Linked DNA regions of Homo sapiens: region 2 is linked to region 1. A link is an interaction called in ENCODE POLR2A ChIA-PET data of the cell type or tissue named here. Cell type or tissue: Panc1. All regions are shown on one strand. Each heading gives the region's core, and the rest is flanking DNA. Links, peaks and the distances in the headings are about the cores only.

What was found. Peaks named below come from ENCODE experiments on the same cell type or tissue, not always from the same donor. Only the 100,000 strongest peaks of a DNase experiment are listed, where the experiment ranks them.
Region 2: POLR2A ChIA-PET joins it to region 1 with 13 read pairs; 4 of 35 experiments call an interaction of 5 or more read pairs at or near these places.

The regions. Positions count from the first base shown.
Region 1 is chr21:34,208,178-34,217,610 of GRCh38, reverse strand. No RefSeq gene overlaps it. Among named protein-coding and RNA genes, the nearest start is that of LINC00310, 32 kb to the right of the region's middle. In Panc1, for the core only: no CTCF peak of the experiment used is centred there; no DNase peak of the experiment used is centred there.
Region 2 is chr21:33,972,328-33,981,760 of GRCh38, reverse strand. LOC101928126 (a long non-coding RNA gene) reads right to left here and starts at 5,379. Exons shown (of 2, transcript NR_134561.1): 1 at 5,210-5,379; 2 at 4,070-5,033. RefSeq lists enhancers at 5,082-5,611, 4,683-5,882, 9,392-9,433. In Panc1, for the core only: no CTCF peak of the experiment used is centred there; DNase peaks (open chromatin) are centred at 4,940 and 5,260; H3K27ac peaks cover 4,592 bases.

The DNA of each region.
Region 1 (9,433 bases), core at 584-8,583:
ACCCAGGACTTCCCAGACCTTCCCATGGTCTAGAACCTAATGGGTCAACACCCAGTACAGCAAAAGCCAGCCTCCCAGACTCCTGTCCACCCCGTTGGTCGTGCCCATGCGGAACCAGCTGTTAAATATTCTATCATTCCTATGTGTAGGGTGTACACATATGCATATGCACCCAAAAGAAAAAAACAAAAGGCCATATTTTGCTGTACTGGGTGTTGACCTATTAGTTTCTGAACCATAAGAAGGTCTGGGAAGTCCTGGAGAGAGACTGGGTAGCTGGGGAATTAGGATAGTTGGGAAGTGGCTCAGAGAAATGACCAAACACAGTGTTCATCTCAGCATTGGAATTATTTTTATTAACTGTCTGGGGTATCAGTTACCCCACATACAAAGTAGTTTTATTTAATTAGCATTATTTAATTACCCACGTATCAGTAGCTTTATTAACTACTTTGTGTGTTTTCATATTTCCCCCTTTTTTAACAGTGAAAATGTCTTACTTATCAAAAAACAATAATACTTGTTAAGAAATAAAGAGTTTGGTGAATCCATGAATAGATTGCTTTTTCATCCACTGTCCCCTATGCCCCCCAACCAGCATCTGGCCCATCCCTAATCTCTATTTGGAATACCAAAGCCACTCAAGCAACCATATCCCTCAAAATCAAGCAGCATCTGATCTTGATATCAATAACCAGATTTTTGTTCTTGACAGCCAGTTCAGCTTCGGGAGGAAGCGTGTCAGACAGCAACATCCCTGCATGCTTTGAGGATGCCAGGCAGGCAGAAAGGACAAATCTGGAGGCTCCTTAGTCCTGCTCACTGGGTGGGTCTTCTACTGTTTCTGGGAGTGCAAATTGCTGCAGCTTTTTTTGGAAAGCACTTCAAACTTGTCCATCAAAAGCTCAAAGGCGCATACCTTCAGCCCAGCATTTAACCTACAAATCTGCTCACACACTTAACAAAAAGATGTCTGCACAAGTATGCTCCCTAAATTGTTTTTGTAAATAGCACACATATGGGAAAGAAACCCTACATCTATTAATGCACAGGAAATCCACTACAGCTGCTGAAAACACGAGGGAAGGCTACATGTGCTGATACGGAAAAATATCCAAAATGCATTGATGAATTTTTTTCAATCTGCAGAACATGTATACTATGATTTCATTTGGTTTTTTTTAAAAAAAGAAGAAATCTGTATCTACAAATATAACATTTCTGGAAAGGTTTGTGAGAAGCTGTTAGCAGTGAGGACTTATGGGAATAGGAGGGGGAGACTAGGGAGACTGCTTAGGGCTCTTTTTCTTTCCACTTTACAGCCTTTTGTAGTGTTTAAGCTTTTTGTCATGAGTAACAATAATTTTTAAAAATCTGCTTCCTGACGTTTTAGCCCAAGCCTAGGCAAAACAACAGCTACAGCCCAGTGAGCTAGCGAGTGGGTAATTTACGTGTCAGGGGATTTGCCCACGGAATGACTTCCATCCTAGCAGTCAAGGTCACCTCAGGGCAAGGCCTCTCAAACTTTCCACAGAAGTACCCCCGATGACAAAATAGAACAAACATGTAACCTCAGGGGATGAAGGCAATTGGCCCAAATCTCTGTCGCAAACAAAATTTCTTTAGTGTTCAGACTATCTTAAAAATTAAGGCAAATTTCAAATTTTTACTCAATAATAGAGTCATATTTAATTTATTGTAAAAAAAAATGTTCTCTTCAAATCTCACTTATGGATGTCTGGACATTATGTTGGTAAATCCCTCAATCCTGTTTCACACATTAAAATTCTGGATAAAACTTAACAAGAAAAAAATGTATTCATAGCCTCCAAGGCGTGAAAAGTGAAAGTGATGATAGGAGCTCAAGACGAGGGACGTATGGAAAAGTGGGACTTGACATAGGCTGGGAGGTGCAGATTTAATGCCCACATGAGAAACGAGCCTGGGCAGAATCTAGTGTGTGCACAGGAAGTGCTGTGCCAAAGAGCTAAAATTCATAGGATTTTAGGTTTCATAAACTGCTGCTTCTAACTTAAAATAAGAAACATGGATAAGAAAAATTCTACTCACCAGGATGAGAAGTCACAAGGAAGCTTGCCATCCACTTGCAACTTGGGGAAGAAAAAGAGAAAAATACTAGAAATCAGAATCCAGGCCAGGGCTGTTAGGATAGTGACTTACCACTACCTGCCTAGCACGATGGCCTCAAGCCACAAATCAATGTAAAAAGTAGTTCAGAACTCAAGAAATCCACAAGGACCACGTTAGAGAAAAATGCAAACCAATTCTGTAGAGGTGATCCCCAAACCCAGGGAATAGGGCCTTACCATAAAAATATGAGCCACACTAAAGATAAGCAGAAATAACAAACTATTTGAGGAAATGAATCACCATGAGGGAAAATCCACAGATCCAATAAATAGGAATAATTGCATATCAAGAACCAAAGATAATAGGACAATATGTTTAAATTTAACATGTTTTAATATGTTTAAATAGATAAAGGAAGAAATTTAATATGTTTAAATTGATAAAGGAAGATTTTTAATATGTTTAAACAAAGGCCGGGCACAGTGGCTCACGCCTGTAATCCCAGCACTATGGGAGGTGGAGGCAGGTGGATCATGAGGTCAGGAGTTCGAGACCAGCCTGGCCAACATAGTGAAACCCCGTCTCTACTAAAAATACAAAAATTAGCCATGCATGGTGGCAGACGCCTGTAATCCCAGCTACTCGGGAGGCTGAGGCAAGACAATCACTTGAATCCAGGAGGCAGAGGTTGCAGTGAGCCGAGATTGTGCCATTGCATTCCAGCCTGAGTGGCAGAGTGAGACTCCATCTCAAAAAAAAAAAAAAAAGTTTAAACAGATAAAGGGAGAAACGTAAACAGAATGAAAATAAAACAGGCATATTATCAAAGGACCAAACAGAAGTCTGAGAGAGAACACACATATATTTTCTATAAGAAAGTACAATTGAGGTACTGAATAGGATATCTGCCATAAATGAGGACAGTATTAGGAAACTGGAAGATGGCTGGATGCAGTGGCTCATACCTGCAATCTCAGCATTTTGTGAGGCCGAGGCAAGAGGATTGCTTATGGTCAAGAGTTTGAGACCAGCCTAGCCAATATGGCAAAACCCCATCTCTACTAAAAATACAAAAATTAACTGGGCTTGGTGGTATGTGCCTGTAATTCCAGCTATTAGGGAGGCTGAGACACAAGAATCACTTGAACCCAGGAGGCAGAGATTACAGTGAACTGAGATTGAGCCACTGCACTCCAGCCTGGGCAACTAAGCAAGACTCTCTCTCCAACAACAACAACAAAAAGAAACTGGAAGGTTAGACAAACTTACCCAACATGCCTCAAAAAATAAAGACATGGAAAATATGAGAGAGAAGAAACATGAACATTTAAATGAGAAGAACCAACATATGTCTAAGAGGAGGTCCAATACAGAAAAGAAGGAATTGGGCAATATTCAAAGAGGTAATGACTGAGAACTCTTGAATATTGAAGTAAGATATGAAGCCTCAGTTTAAAAAGTATACCAAAACATAAGAAGGATAATTCAAATAACTACATGCTGAAATACATCATAGGAAACTACAGAATACCACAGGCAAAGAGAGATAGACATTAAAGCTGAACAACGCAAGTGTGAAAACATTAACAAGGTTGAAGGAGAACTAAGTTACATAATAAATAAGGAAAAAAAAAAACAAGAGACCATATTGTCAAGTGACCACAAAACCTCAAAATTTTCGAAAAACAAAAATAGAACAAAAAAATTTCTTTAATGACAATGTAGAAATAACATCAGAAATTAAAAAAGCAAAAAGCAATTACTATGTGAATAATTTTAAGTACTCTTTTAAACAATTCTTGAGTCAAAGAAAAAAATGCAAACATTAACACAAAATAACAGAAGATGGTAATAAGGAAGACACTGCCATCAGTACCTATAGCCATACAGCTAAAGCAGTACTTGGTGAAAATGCAGAGCCTTATTTAACTGTATTAATAAGCATAAAAAAATTTAAAAAGTGAATGAAACAACATAATAAATAAGTCAGAAAAAAGCAACCACATGAACCGAAGGATAGGATGGCTGAATGAATAAGTTAACTATGAAAAAGTTAGAATAGGATGATTATAAACCAGAATGGGCATAGTGGCTCACGCCTGTAATCTCAGTACTTCAGGAGGCCAAGGCAGGTGGATCGCTTGAGGCCAGGAGTTTGCCACCAGCCGGGCTAACATAGCAAAACCCCATTTTTACTTAAAAAAATACAAAAAATTAGCCAGGCATGGTGGCATGCACCTGTAGTCACAGCTACTTGGAGGCTGAGGCACAAGAACTGCTTGAACTGGAGAGGCAGAGGTTGCAGTGAGATCATGCCACTGCACTCCAGCCTAGGCGACAGAGTGAAACTAAAAAAAAAAAAAAAAAAAGAAATTATAAAATAGAAGACTATAGACCTAACTGATAAATAATGCAACAGCTGTTTCATTGAAAAACAAAATAACAATGCAATATATAAACTTCTGGCTAACAAAATCAAGAAGAAGGAAGAAAGTAAATATATAAAATGAGATTAAATAAATTCAAACAACCAGAGAAATCATGGAAATTAAATAAATTATACAGAATTACTTTTTTCAACATAATAAAAATAAATCTTCAAATATATGGATAAAAAGGACAATGTCCCAGAATTGAGCTGTTCAATACAGTAGCCACTAGCCAAATGTGAAAATTGAACACTTAAAATGGAATTAGTATAAACTGAGATGTGTTGTAAGCACAAAATGCCACTAAATTTCGAAGATTTAATAAAGCAAAAAAGAGTTTTTCATTAAAAATTTCAATTGATTACATGTTGAAATTATAATATGTTAGATACATTTGGTTCAATAAAATATTATTTAAAATAATTTCATCTGCTTTTTAAAAACTTTTAAAATATGGCTACCAGAAAAATGTGAAATTATACAGATGGTCCTTAACTTACAATGGTGTGAAAGCAATACACATTCGGTAGATAAAATGCTTCAAGTATACCCATACAACCATCCTGTTTTTCACTTTCAGGAGAGTATTCAATAAATTACATAAAATATTTAACACTTTATTATAAAATAGCCTTTGTATTAGATGATTTTACACAACTGTAGGCTAATGTTAGTGTTCTGAGCAAGTTTAAGGTAGGCTGTGCTGTTATAATGTTCAGTAGGTCAGGTAATGTTAAACTCATTTTGACTTATGATATTTTCCATTTACAATGGCTTTATTATAAGTTGCCTCTGTTTATATAGGCAACTTATGTTGCCTCTGCCTATATATAGCTTTATATTTATATTGTATAATATAAATATGCACTGTACAACTTATATTGTACAATGCCGTAAAAGAAAATATAACTTGTTAAAACACACTAGAAGAATGAGAAGATCTAATAAACTAATACCCATAGAGAAACAAAGAAATTTTCCCAAAAGATTCTCCCTGCCACCCTCCGCCAATAAAAGCTCCAAACCAAGTTCATTTCTCATTAAAGAGCAGTAGGTCCAATGGTATTTAAACTGTGCCAGAGCATTTTTAAGAGAAAAATGTTCAAATGCTCTTTCTGAAATAACCGCAATAGAAAGCCTAACAACGACTGCACACAAAAATTCATAAATTAATTTCACTTATGGATACTGAAGCAACAAACAAACGAACCAACAACAACAAATACTAAATATAAAAGACTGATAAACAGGATACTTGGCCTTCTTGTACTCTACATACTTGTGGAATACCGTAGGTCAGAAAGATCAACAATCTGTAATAACAACCAGGTAAATGAGAAATAATCATACTCTAAAGACAGTAGAGAATCACGGAAACAACAAGGACTAGGTAAAGAAAAATTCCAGAAGAGGAAGAGCTCATCCTAGATGAGCTGAATGTGAGCTAATAATCAGCCTGCCTCAAACAGAGGAACTCTACATGGGAAGAGAAGCCAGCAAAGCTTTCAGCTAGTGCAATGGATTAGAAATTACAAGAGCCCAAAATACAAAGCAATTTTTTCCCATGAGACATTTGCTAAGTTCTGGGGTGTCCCGAGGGGAACAGGGTCAGAAAGGCAGAGTGAAATATTCTTCAGTCTTGTAGGTGTTTAGGAAACGAACTCTCATCAGAGGGAGAAGCCTGCAAAATACATGGCCAGTCTTCCCCTCAAGACATTTGCCAAATTTTAACTTTCTTGGGATGATCGTTTAGCTCAAAACCTCCAAAAGACAGGACTTTCCAGGCAAATCAGGGGTGAAAATCATCTACTAAAGTAGAATCCAGCCTCAAGCCCACCCAGTCCCTGATTGGATTGAAACAATCCTCTTTTCATCTTATCTGCCTAAAAGAAGGAAAAGGCAACCCTCAGTGGTAGAGATATCATCTGCAGACTTTATGATTCTGAAAAAATATGAAAAATGAGTCAGGCATGGTGGCTCATGCCTGTAATCCCAACACTCTGGGAGGCCAAGGTAGGTGGGCAGATCACCTGAGGTCAGGAGATTGAGACCAGCCTGGCCAACAGGGTAAAACCCCATCTCCACTAAAAATACAAAAACTAGCCGGGCATGGTGGCAGGCGCTTGTAGTCCCAGCTACTCAGGAGGCTGAGGCAGGAGAATTGCTTGAACCTGGGAAGCGGAGGTTGCAGTGTGTCGAGATAACGCCATTGCACTCAGCCTGGGTGACAAGAGCGAAACTCCATCTCAAAAATATATATATATATGAAAAATGTGTTAAAGAAAACAATTATAATCCATGAATGTAACAATTAGAATATACTCAAGTGGACATTCCACAACTAAAAATACAATGGCTGAAATTAAGAACTTGTTGGCTTTGAAAGAAAACTATACAAAGCAAAAGACAGGATTAGTAAACCAAAAAACAATATAAAACACAGAGAGAAAAATGAATGGAAATAACAAAATAAAACATAAGTGAAATTTGGGACACAGTCAAAAGATCTAATAAATGCCTAAATGGAGTCAAGAAAGAGAGAATAGAGAGGTAAGGGCACGGCAATATTTGAAGAGATAATAGCCAAGAACTTTCCAACACACTGATGAAAGATGTCAACCCATTGATCCAGAGTCTCAGTGATCCACAGGGAAGGTAAATAAAAAGAAAATCACACCAAGACATATCTGAGTTAAACAGCTGAAGACCAAAGATGAATAAGAAAACCTCAAAGGCAGCTAGAAAAAAAAAAGTAGCCCAGGCACAGTGGCATACGTCTGTAATCCCAGCCTTTGGGAAGCCAAGGTGGAAGGATTGCCTAAGCCCAGAATTCAAGACCAGCCTGGGCAACTGATACAGTTTGGCTGTGTCCCCACCCAAATCTCACCTTGAATTGTAATAATCCCCATATGTCAAGGGCAGGGCCAGGTGGAGATAATTGAATCATGGGGGCAGTTTCCCCCATACTATTTTCATGGTAGTGAATAAGTCTCATGAGATCTGATGATTTTATAAATGGGAGGTCTCCTGCACAACCCCTCTTGCCTGCTGCCATGTAAGATGTGCTTTTGCTCCTCATTCGGCTTCTGCCATGATTGTGAGGCCTCCCCAGCCATGTGGAAGTATGAGTCAATTAAACCTCTTTCCTTTATAAATTACCCAGTCTCTGGTATGTCTTTATTAGCAGCATGTGAACAGACCAATACAGCAACATAGAAAGACCCCACTTACACACACACAAAAAAACCCTTTTTTTAATGAGCCTGTGGTCCTGGCTACTCAGGAGTCTGAGGTGAGAAGACTGCTTGAGCCCAGGAGGTTGAGGCTGTAGTGAGCCATGATTACACCACTGCTCTCCAGCCTGGGTGACAGAGGAAGACCTTGTCTCAAAAAAAAAAAAAAGTATATTAACTTGAAGAGAGCAATAGTTAACACTGATGGTTGACTTTTTCAACAGAAAGCATGAAAGCCAGAAGACAATGGAATTATATCTTTAAAGTGTTAAAGTAAAATATCAAGTTAGGATGCTATATGTAGCTAAAGGTTCTTTAGATCTGAAGGCAAAATAAAAATAAATGCAGGGGGGGAAAAGCTGAGAAAACTCATCCTCAGTGGAGAAGCACTACATGAAATACTACAGAACAATTTTTTTCAAGCTGAAGAAAAATGTTTCCAGATAGAAGCACAGAACTTGAGGAAGGAACACACAGCACTGAAAAGAATAAACATGTAGGAAAAGATTTAAAAATATTTTCTGTCTGAAGCAAAAAAGATAATAATGTCTTATGAGCTTTATGACACATGTCAAGTTAAAATTATACAATACCCCAAGTACATCAGTCTGTTCTCGAACTGCTTTAAAGAAATACCAGAGACTGGGTAATTTATAAAGAAAAGAGGTTTAATTGGCTCATGGTTCTGCAGGCTGCATGGGAAGTGTGACAGCATCAGCTTCTGGGGAGACCGCAGGAAACTTACAGTCATGGCAGAAAGTGAAGGGGAAGCAGACACGTCTTACATGATCAAAGCAGGAGGAAGAGAGAGAGAGGGTGAAGGTATCACACACTTTTACACAACCAAATCTGGTGAGAACTCACTCACTATACAGTACCAAGGGGGGACAGTGCTAAACCATTCATGAGAACTCTGCCCTCATGATCCAATCACCTCCCACCAGGTCTCACCTTCAACACTGGGGATTACAATTCAACATGAGATTTGGGTGGGGTCACCATGTGTGGGAGGGAGTAATGGACTTAACCTGTCATAAGGTTATTGCATTATTATTAATTAAGAAGTAAAAGTAACTTAAGGTAGAAAGTAATAAGTCAAGCATACATAATGAAATCTTTAGGGCAATCACACAAAGTATAACTAAAAAGCTAATAGATAAGAACATAGAATAGAAAAATACACGATTAATCCTCAACCATGACTGATGCTTTATTCTTTCTTCCTTTCATTTTGTTGATTTATATTTTGAATGATGTTATTAGATGCATATAAGTTTCAATTCTTAGATATTCTTGTCAAATTGATCACTTTATTATAACAAAGCATCTCTTTTTCTCTCTAGTAATATTTCTTCCCCTAATGTACGGTTTTCTGATATTAACATAGCCACACAAAATTTGTTTGGGTCAATATTGCTTGGTACAACATTTTTCATTCTTTTATTTTCATCCTAACTTTGTCCTTCTATTTAGTATGTATTCACTGTAAACAGTATACACATGGGTCTCAACACTTTTCATTTAATCCAACAAGCTTTTCTTTTAATTGGAGTGTTTTGTATTTATATTTAGTTACTGGTATAAGTGCATTAAGTCCTACCATGTTGGTATTTATTTTCTATTTATTTCATCTTTTCTACTCCTTTGTTTCTCGTTTTCTGCCTTTTTCAGGATTGATCA
Region 2 (9,433 bases), core at 985-8,984, 240 kb after region 1:
TTCACTTCTCATCCCCGCTTCTACATTGTGACAGACGGACGGGGCTATGGTTATTTCCTTAATACAGAGGAAGAAGCTGAGGTTCTTGGGGATGAGGGCCAGTTGAAGGTCATCACAGCCTGAGGGAAGCAGCATCTAGACTCTGTCCAGTGCTGCTTTCCCCCATGAGCACCTCCCTGGTTTTGACCTATCATCTCAGGCTAAAAACCTCAGAATCTTTGGCAGAGAACCACTGTGAAGCTCCACAGTGGGTTGCCTGAGCGCAGTAGTTACATCAGAGAGACGTATTCTTTCTCCAATTCTGCCCCTAGGGAGGCAGCTGGCCTGCCTGCAGGCAGCAGGGAGTGGTGAGGAAATGAAGTAAAACTCAGGGTCTTAACACCAATACTAGAGGTTTTTTTCTCTTTTTATTTCTTTCCCCAGGATTAGTCACCGGGCCATATCCTTTTATCGCAAGAACCCAAATACTCTTAGATTCAACCACGTGAAATCTGCATGTGTGTGGAAGTATAGTGAGTAGAATTTTGTCCCTCAAAAAGATATGTTGAAGTCCTAGTCCCCATACGTGTGACGATGGCTTTATTTGGAAACAGCGTCTTTATCAATGCAATCACATTAATATGAAGTCATACCAGATTAGGGTGGGCCCTGATCCAATGACTAACATCCTTATAAGAAGAGCGACATTTGGACATAGAGACATGGAAGCGACCCAGGGATGAAGGCACGTGGTGACCGAAGCAGAGACTGGAATGATGCAGCTGTAAGCCAAGGAATGCCAAGGAGTGCAGGCAGCCGCTAGAAACCAGGAGCTTTTCCTAGAGCTGTCTTTGGGAGCATGGCCCTGCTGTCACCTTGATTGATTGAAAGAATAATACCCTCTAGAACTGCGAGAGAATCCATTTCCATTGTTTTAAGTCACTCAGTTTGTAGTAAATAGCTCCTGTAGCCCCAGGAAATTACTAATATAGTAAGGGCAAGACTGTTGGATGCTGGTCCTTTCACATGCCACCATCTCACAGTGGGTCAGGAGCCTGTTATGGGTTGCTCAACTTCAGCCATCCACAAGATGCACAGCTGGCCCCAGGGGAAGAGGCAAGCAGCCTTGGCTTGCTGGGCCCCTGGGCTTTGTTGCTCATGGAGCAGGCACCATCTTGGCATCCTTGACGCACAGCAACGGTTACTGGCTCTTGACAGGCCCTGGACAGACCTCAGTCCATGCACTTCTCTCTTCTCTCATGACTCACTCTGCTAGCCAAGAGTTTGGCAAACAGCTTCTACAAAGGGAAGTACATTCACCTTTGTGGGCCACGTGGTCTCTGCCATGACCTCTGAACCCTGCTGCTGTAGTGTGGAAGCAGCCGTAACAATACCTAAATGAGTGAGCATGCTATGTTCCTATAAAACTTTATTTGTGGACATTGAAACTTGAATTTCATATAATTTTCGTGTGCCACAAAATGGTATTCTTGAAAAATTTTTTTCAAATATTCAAATATGTGAAAACCATTCTTAGCTTGCCAAGCAGTACAAAAACAGGCAGCAGTGGCCGGTCACGGTGGCTCATGCCTGTAATCCCAGCACTTTGGGAGGCCGAGGCAGGCGGATCACGAGTTCAGGAGATCCAGACCACAGTGAAACCCCGTCTCTACTAAAAATACAAAAAATTAGCTGGGCGTGGTGGCAGGCAACTGTAGTCCCAGCTACTCGGGAGGCTGAGGCAGGAGAATGGCGTGAACCCGGGAGGCGGAGCTTGTAGTGAGCTGAGATTGTGCCACTGCACTCCAGCCTGGGTGACAGAGTGAGACTCCGTCTCCAAAAAAAAAAGAAACAAAAATGTGAAAACCATTCTTAGCTTGCCAAGCGGTACAAAAACAGGCAGTGGTGGCCAGGTGCAGTGGCTCATGCCTGGCCAGCACTTTGGGAGGCCAAGGCAGGTGGATCACCTGAGGTCAGGAGTTTGAGACCAACCTGGCCAACATGGTGAAACCCATCTCTATTAAAAGCACTAAAATTAGCCGGGCGTGATGGTGGACACCTGTAATCCCAGCTACTCGGGGGGCTGAGGCAAGAGAATCGCTTGAACCCGGGAGGCAGAGGTTGCAGTGAGTCAAGGTCGTGCCTGGGCAACAAGAGCGAAACTGTCTAGGGGGAAAAAAAGTCAGGCAGCAGCCCTGTGGCTATAAATGCTAAATATATCAGATGATCCACAAATTCCTGTCTCCAACTCAGGTGTCTTCTGAGCTTCAAATAACTCCATCTATGTCCACTTGGATGTAGAATGTGTATTAGGTTTTTCAAACGTAACATATTCTAAATACCACTTTTGCTCTCCCTCCCCACCTATACCTATCCCATCCCTGTGGTTTTCAAACATTAGTATACCCCATCTCAGAATTTAAATAACCAATCAGGCCAGGTGCATGGCTCACACCTATAATCCCAGCACTTTGGGAGGCTGAGGCAGGTGGATCACCTGAGGTCAGGAGTTTGAGACCAGCCTGGCCAACATGATGAAACCCCGTCTCTACTAAAAATACAAAAATTAGCCGGGCTTGGTGGCAAATGCCTGTAATCCCAGCTACTAGGGAGGCTGAGATGCGACAATCACTTCAGAAGGCACCAGAAACTCTGCACACCATTTCCCAGTCAAAGATGATGATTCTCGTGACATTATTGTCTCCTCAACCTCTTCCTGTGGGCAGGTACCCGTCCCCAAAGGCGGTTGGATCCAGGCCTGCATTTTCAGAATTAATGGTGCAAGGAGGCAGAGGTTGCAGTGAGCAGAGATCGTGTCACTGCACTCCAGCCTGGGTGACAGAACGAGACTCCATCTCAAAAATTAAAAATAAATAAATAAATCAAAAACAGAATCTCCACATGATTCAGTAATTCCATTTCTGGGTATATATCCAAAACAATTAAAAGCAGGGTCACAAAGAGATAATCGTATACCCATATTTACAGCAATATTATTCACTATAGCAACCCAAGTGTCCATCCACAGGTGAACAGATAAGCTAAATGTAGTCTATGCGTACAATGGAATATTACACAATGTTAAGAAGGAAGGAAAATCTGACACATGCTACAACATGGATGAATATTAAGGACATTATGCAAAGTGAAATAAGTCTGTCACAAAAGGACACACACTGTGTGATTCCACTTAGATGAGATACCCCAAGTACTAACATTTACAGAGACAGAAAGAAAAATGGCGGTTGCCATGAACGAGAGGGAAGAGGAAATGCGAACTGTTGAAATGGCATAGAGTTTTAATTTTGCAAGATGCAGAGAGTTCTGGAGACGGGTTGAACAATGATGTAAATGTATTTAACACTACTGAACTGCATACTTAAAATGGTAAAGGTAGTACATTTTATGGTTTATATTTTATTTTTGTATTTTATATTTTGTATTTTGCCACAATCTTTTCCAAAAATCCAATTCCCTCCTCGTTCTCTGTGCCCCTCTGTGATCCGGCCCTGCCTCCATCTCTGACCTCATTTTCTATGCCGCCTCCTCTACTCCCTCAGCTCCAGCCATTCTGGCTTTCTGGCTAACACCCGTTAAAGCGTTTAACACCCACTAAGGCATTTCCACCTGGAATCTTCTTCCTCCAGAGAGTCTCGTGACTTACCCTTCCACTCCCACAGGATCTGCTCAAGGAGACCTTCCCTCACCACCCTTTCTAGAATGGCAGTCACCCTGACTTTGTTCCTTTTTGCCACACTTCCTAACTTGACATTAGGTTGTTTGTTTATTTAGAGACAGGGTCTCGCTCTGTGGCCCAGGCTGGAGTGCAGTGGTGTGATCACAGCTCACTGCAGCCTCAACCTCCCAGGCTCAAGTGATAAACCCGCCTCAGCCTCCCGAGGCCTCTGGTCCCGAGGGACCAGAGACTCATGCCATCACCCCCAGCTAATTTTTTGATTTTTTTGTAGAGACAGGGTCTTGGTTGCCCAGGCTTATCTTGAACTCCCGAGTTAAAGCAATCCTCCCATCGTCACCTCCCAAAGTGCTAGGATTCCAGGAGTGAGCCATCACACCAGGCTGACATTATAGGTGCAATTGTCTGCTTGTTTATTCTTTCTTCTTGTGAGAGCAGGAGTTTTTGTCTGCTTAGCTTACCACATAGCTCCTGGCACACAGTAGGTGCTCAATAAATACACTGTCTGTGCAATGAGCTGCTGAGAGAATAAATGTGAGCCCTGCAATACAATCTCACATAGAAAGACAAGGGTGGGGGACCCCAGGGACTTCAAATCACCCTCTTACTGCTCAGTAAATGCAACTTTTTCCCTGGACAATAAAGAATGGAATTGTATATGTAAAATACTGAGAGCTCTTAGAGAAAATAGTTACAAAATTCGTAGCAACCCGCACACAGCAAAGCTCAATATTCATGGAATGCAGATCTTTAGTACTGGCATGATTTTAAAATTCAAACATAAGCTGTTTTTCCACGTTCTTTAACCACAAATAAGGCTGCTGGTCTGGGGTCAGGATACCATGGAGTCAGGAGGACTCCTGGGTGACTAGTGCCACCACTCACTTGCAGTGTGACCTTGGGGAAGCCACTGTTCCCTCGCTGGGCCTCCGTTTTCTTTCCAGTCCTAATTAAGGACCAGGTTGCTTCCCATGGGTCACTTCCGACTTGAACATTTTTGCAACTTCAGAAAGTTATAGTTCATTCATTCTTCAAGATTTCTGAGAATTTAAGTTCATCTGAAACTGCTCATTGGTAAGTTTCCTTTTTTTGTCCTTCCATCAATTGGCAATGCAATACAGAAAAACAATTCTACCCAGGAGTAAAACCACAATGATTCATGTCATGTCAAACCCAAATGCAATGGGGAGGGGAGGGAATAGGGATATTTACTCATTCTTGGAATAAGAAGGAGTTTGAACTCAAAACTGCATTATTCACGGTAACATCATTCATCGTGACAAGCTGCTGTGTTTTTCATGAGGTTGTAAGATGTAATTGCTCAGGCATTCAGATGGTATTAGAACGAGGGAGTGTCATCCTATCAATAAAAACAGAACAAACTCTGTCTTTGGGGAGGCCAAGAGTGGGGCTTAAGGGAAGGGCACAGCGAGGGAGACAGAGGCTGGGGCAACAAGCACTGGGGCGGGGGGTGGGGTGGGTGCTGCAGTTCCCCACGCCTAGCCCGCCCTTCCTACAAGCCTGCCCTGGACTCACCATCAGCTGAAATGAAGCAGGAAGTGGAGCAGGGGATCTGTGGGCCCCACAAGCTCAGAGGAAGGAGGGCAGCAGGGACTTTCAGTGCGTGGCTATAGGAAATTTACCAAGTGGAACAGGAGACTCCGAAGAGTTCATGTGCTTTTCCGAAGAAGTGTCCAAAGGCACTTAGGCCAAAAATAGATGAATAGATGAGTGAGTGAGTGAGTGAGTGTACGTGTGTGTACGTGTGTCAGTTCTGGTAATCTACAAAGACAAGACTGGCTTTCCCCAACTTAATCCTCCCACCAACCCCCACACCCCCTTCCGTTCTTGCATGTCTGAGCCTGTCTGTCTGGCAGAGGGAGAGGTGGACCCAGCAGCCTCTGGGGAGAACTAGAAAGGAAGATAAAATAAGGCTAGGAAGTTTGGCCACCCCTGCTCCCCCGAAAAAAGCTGCTATCATCAAAGGGGAAGGGCCATTACACTGATAGTCTACTCTGGCCTCTGTGACCAGAATTTGTTCTTGTGGAATGTAGCCGGAGAATCTACAAGTGAAAACGCAAGGCGTTGTTTTCACCAAGATATAAAAAGCTGTGGCGCCAGCAGCATAGGTGCCCACCACTGCCACTGCTCATCCACCCCACCCCACTGTCACTCATGCACAGATGGCCCTGTGGCCTCGTTTCCTGAGAACCCCAGAGGATGCAGAATCACTCTAGCCCTCTGAAAACTCCTTAGCGCCTTAGCACTGTGAGCAAGAGTGGCATTAGTCATTTGAGGAAGTGGTGGTGACCAGCAAGAGACAACCTTCATTGAAGGCAAAAATGAGGTGATTTCACACTGTTCTGCAGAGAGCAGAGGCCTCTCCCTGAATGCAAATGTTACCATGACAGGAGACAAACACATGGCAGTTCACTGGGTGATAGTGAACAGGTGTGCCTTTGGGTATTCCCAGAAATAACTGGAGTTGGACATATTCAAAGACAACCAACTAAACATCCAGGAAAACATGACGCCATGAGTAGGGCTAGCAGACAAAAGAAACAGACTCACAGAGGTTTCAGATATTCAACTCACTATACACAGACTAAAACAATTCTAGCTACTCTTTTCAAAGAAATAGTCAACAAGTTTGCAAATTCTAACCAGGAACTGGAAACTATAAGAAGTGTCACAGAAGAACTTCTAGAGGTGAAAAGTACAATAACTAAAAATTAAAGAGCATATAAGTCGCTTTAACCACACTTTGAACACAGCTGAATAATTCATATACCAAAATTAAAGCAGAAGAAACACTGAGATTACAGTATAAGGAGACAGAAAGATTAAAAACCAGATGAGAGGGTAATAGAGTACACAGTGAGTCAACCTAACATGCATTTGATGGCGGTATCAAAAGAAGTAAAAGGAGGGAAGGCCCAGAAGAAAATATTTTAATAGGCTGGGAGTGGTGGCTCATGCCTGTAATTCCAGCACTTTGGGAGGACAAGGCGGGTGGATTACCTGAGTTCAGGAGTTCAAGACCAGCCTGGCCCACATGGTGAAACCCCATCTCTACTACAATTACAAAAATTAGCTGGGTGTGGTGGCGGGCACCTGTAATCCCAGCTACTAGGGAGGCTGAGGCAGGTGAATCGCTTGAACCAGGGAGGTGGAGGTTGCAGTAAGCCAAGATCACACCGTTGCACTCCAGCCTGGGCAACAAGAGCGAAACTCCATCTCAAAAAAAAAAAAGAAAGAAAGAAAATATTTTAATATATAATGATGGAAGAAGGAAGGAGGGCGGGAGGAAGGGAAAAAAGAAGGAAAGAGGGAGGAAGGGAGGATGGGAGAAAAGGAGGAAGACAAGGGAGAAAGGGAGGAAGAGAAGGGAGGAAGGGAGGGAGGAAGGAAAGGAAGAAGGGGGATGGGGTGGGAGGAAGGGAGGGAGGGAACGGAAACTTTTAAAGCAGCCTTAGGAAGAAAGAGATCACCTTTAGAGAAGCCATAAATAAACAGTCAACTGACTTTTTTTTAAAGCCACAATGGAATCCAAAAGAAAAGCCTAGATCCTCTACCCATGGAAAATATCCCTCAAGAGGGAAGATGAAATATAGACATTTGCGACAACAAGAAAAACCTACAAATAAAACTCCAAGAGCATTCACCACTAGCAGATCATCATCTTTTAAAAGGAAAAGGAGTGTGGCACCCACAGCTGTGTGGAATGCTGGAGCTGACAATTTGCTTGGAGCTTCCAACAGGGAAATCGCTGCTTGATGACTGGTGTAGACCCATGATCTAGCTACTCTATTCAAAGAAATAGTCGGCAACTTTGCAAATTCTAACCAGGAACTGGAAACTATAGGAAGTGTCACATAGTTGATATAAAAAATGAACTCAATGATCATGGACATCAGTGTGAACCAGATGGACCCCACACATGTCTTGGCACCTCAGAGGCCCCTGGAATGTGTGTGTGTATATATGTGTGTGTGTGTGTGTGTGTGTGTGTGTGTGTGTGTGTGTGTGTGTGTGTGTATATGCCTCCAGGAAAAACATTGGACCCCTAAAATGACATGGGAAAACAGGGGCTCGAAGCAGGAGGTAAATTCAGCTAGAGGATAATAAAGTTATGCTTCTTGTGGTGCACAGACTACTGAAGGCAGGCTTTGCAGAGAGCTTGGAAACCTCCAGAGTTGCATCTTAGCCACCCTTTTGAGTTACTAGGGGAGTCAAAGAACATAAGCCCTCTTAAAGCACCTGAAAGGCAAGGAAAGCCATACAGATTTGAGGCAATGATCATACTTGAAATCACTCCCTTAAAGTGACTGAAAGAGTATCAGTTGGGCTCAAGCAATTAAACAATTGTCAAATGCATCAAGCATCTGTGATATGAATTCACAGGCACATCTGAGGAAGAGCCCAACAGTAATTCCTCATCTTGTGGCTGGACCTTGGGAGGACCCTTGGAATTCCCTGGGAGAGCTCTTATCTAGGACTGGCCCCCTCTCCTGCCAGGAGCCACCTTCAGAGACTGAGGGACTGTGAGTTCCTTCTCCCTAGCTCCTCCCTCGTAATTCCCAACATCTCTGACCACTGGCAGCTCTCCCCAGAGGCTGGAGGGCTACTGATGATTCCACGGAAGTGACTGCATGCACCGATCCTAACCCCCGATAACTCTAAGGATGCTAGGTAGGAATCTCCTTCCCAGGATCATAAAACTTGGTGGAGAGGAGGGGTTTGAAAAAGATTAATAACCTGCTAAGGACGTGACCAGACTGCCTTATTGAAAACAAGGGACTTGTGTGTGTCTTCTCTTCCCATTAACATCCCAACTGCCTGGTGAACAACCAGCTCGAGGAAAAGAAAAAGGAGATTTGCTGCTGTTGCTAGGACTAGGGCCCCAAATACATTAAGGCCCTTGATGGGGGAGTTAAGCCTGCCACCGTCCAGCGTTATGGGGTAAGCAAGCACTATCAGGTCTCTAAGTGGTAAACATAATTTTCCCACATGGGAGACACTAATCCACATCATGCTGAAAGCAAAGTTATAAAGTGCGGCTGTCCCACCCCACCCACCCCACCCCATCTCGGTCATGAGCATCCAGGTGCCTTTTCTTTTTAGAGACAGGGTGTCATTCTGTCACCCAGGCTGGAGTACAGTAGTGTGATCATAGCTCACTGCAGCCTCGAACTTCTGACTCAAGCCATCCTCCCACCTGCCTCCTGAGTAGCTGGAACCACAGGCACATCCCATCATGCTTGGCTCAGTTGCGTTTATGAAGCTTCTTCCACTCGGCTCTGAGCCTTGCTCCTGGAGTCATCCTTCGGCCAGGGCTGCTGGCACCTGAAGCCACTCTGGCCCCTGAACATCCCCCAGCCACACTAGTCCTGGCTCTCTTCTTCACGATGTCCATCAGGCAGAGACCAGCCAATGGGAGGTCAGACCCACCCTCCTCTGAACTCAGTGACATGTATGGGCTTTCATTATGTGCCTCTTCACAAATTTTATCTTTTTTCATTTTTGTGTCCCTTAGGATAGGAATTCCTAGCTCTACTTAATAGATGAGTGTGGGGCCGGGCATGGTGGCTCACGTCTGTAATCTCAGCACTTTGGGAGGCCAAGGTGGGGGAATCACCTGAGGTCAGGAGTTCAAGACCAGCCAGGCCAACATAGTGAAACCCCATCTCTACTAAAAGTACAAAAAGTAGCCGGGCGTGGTGGCAGGCGCCTGTAATTCCAGCTACTTGGGAGGTTGAG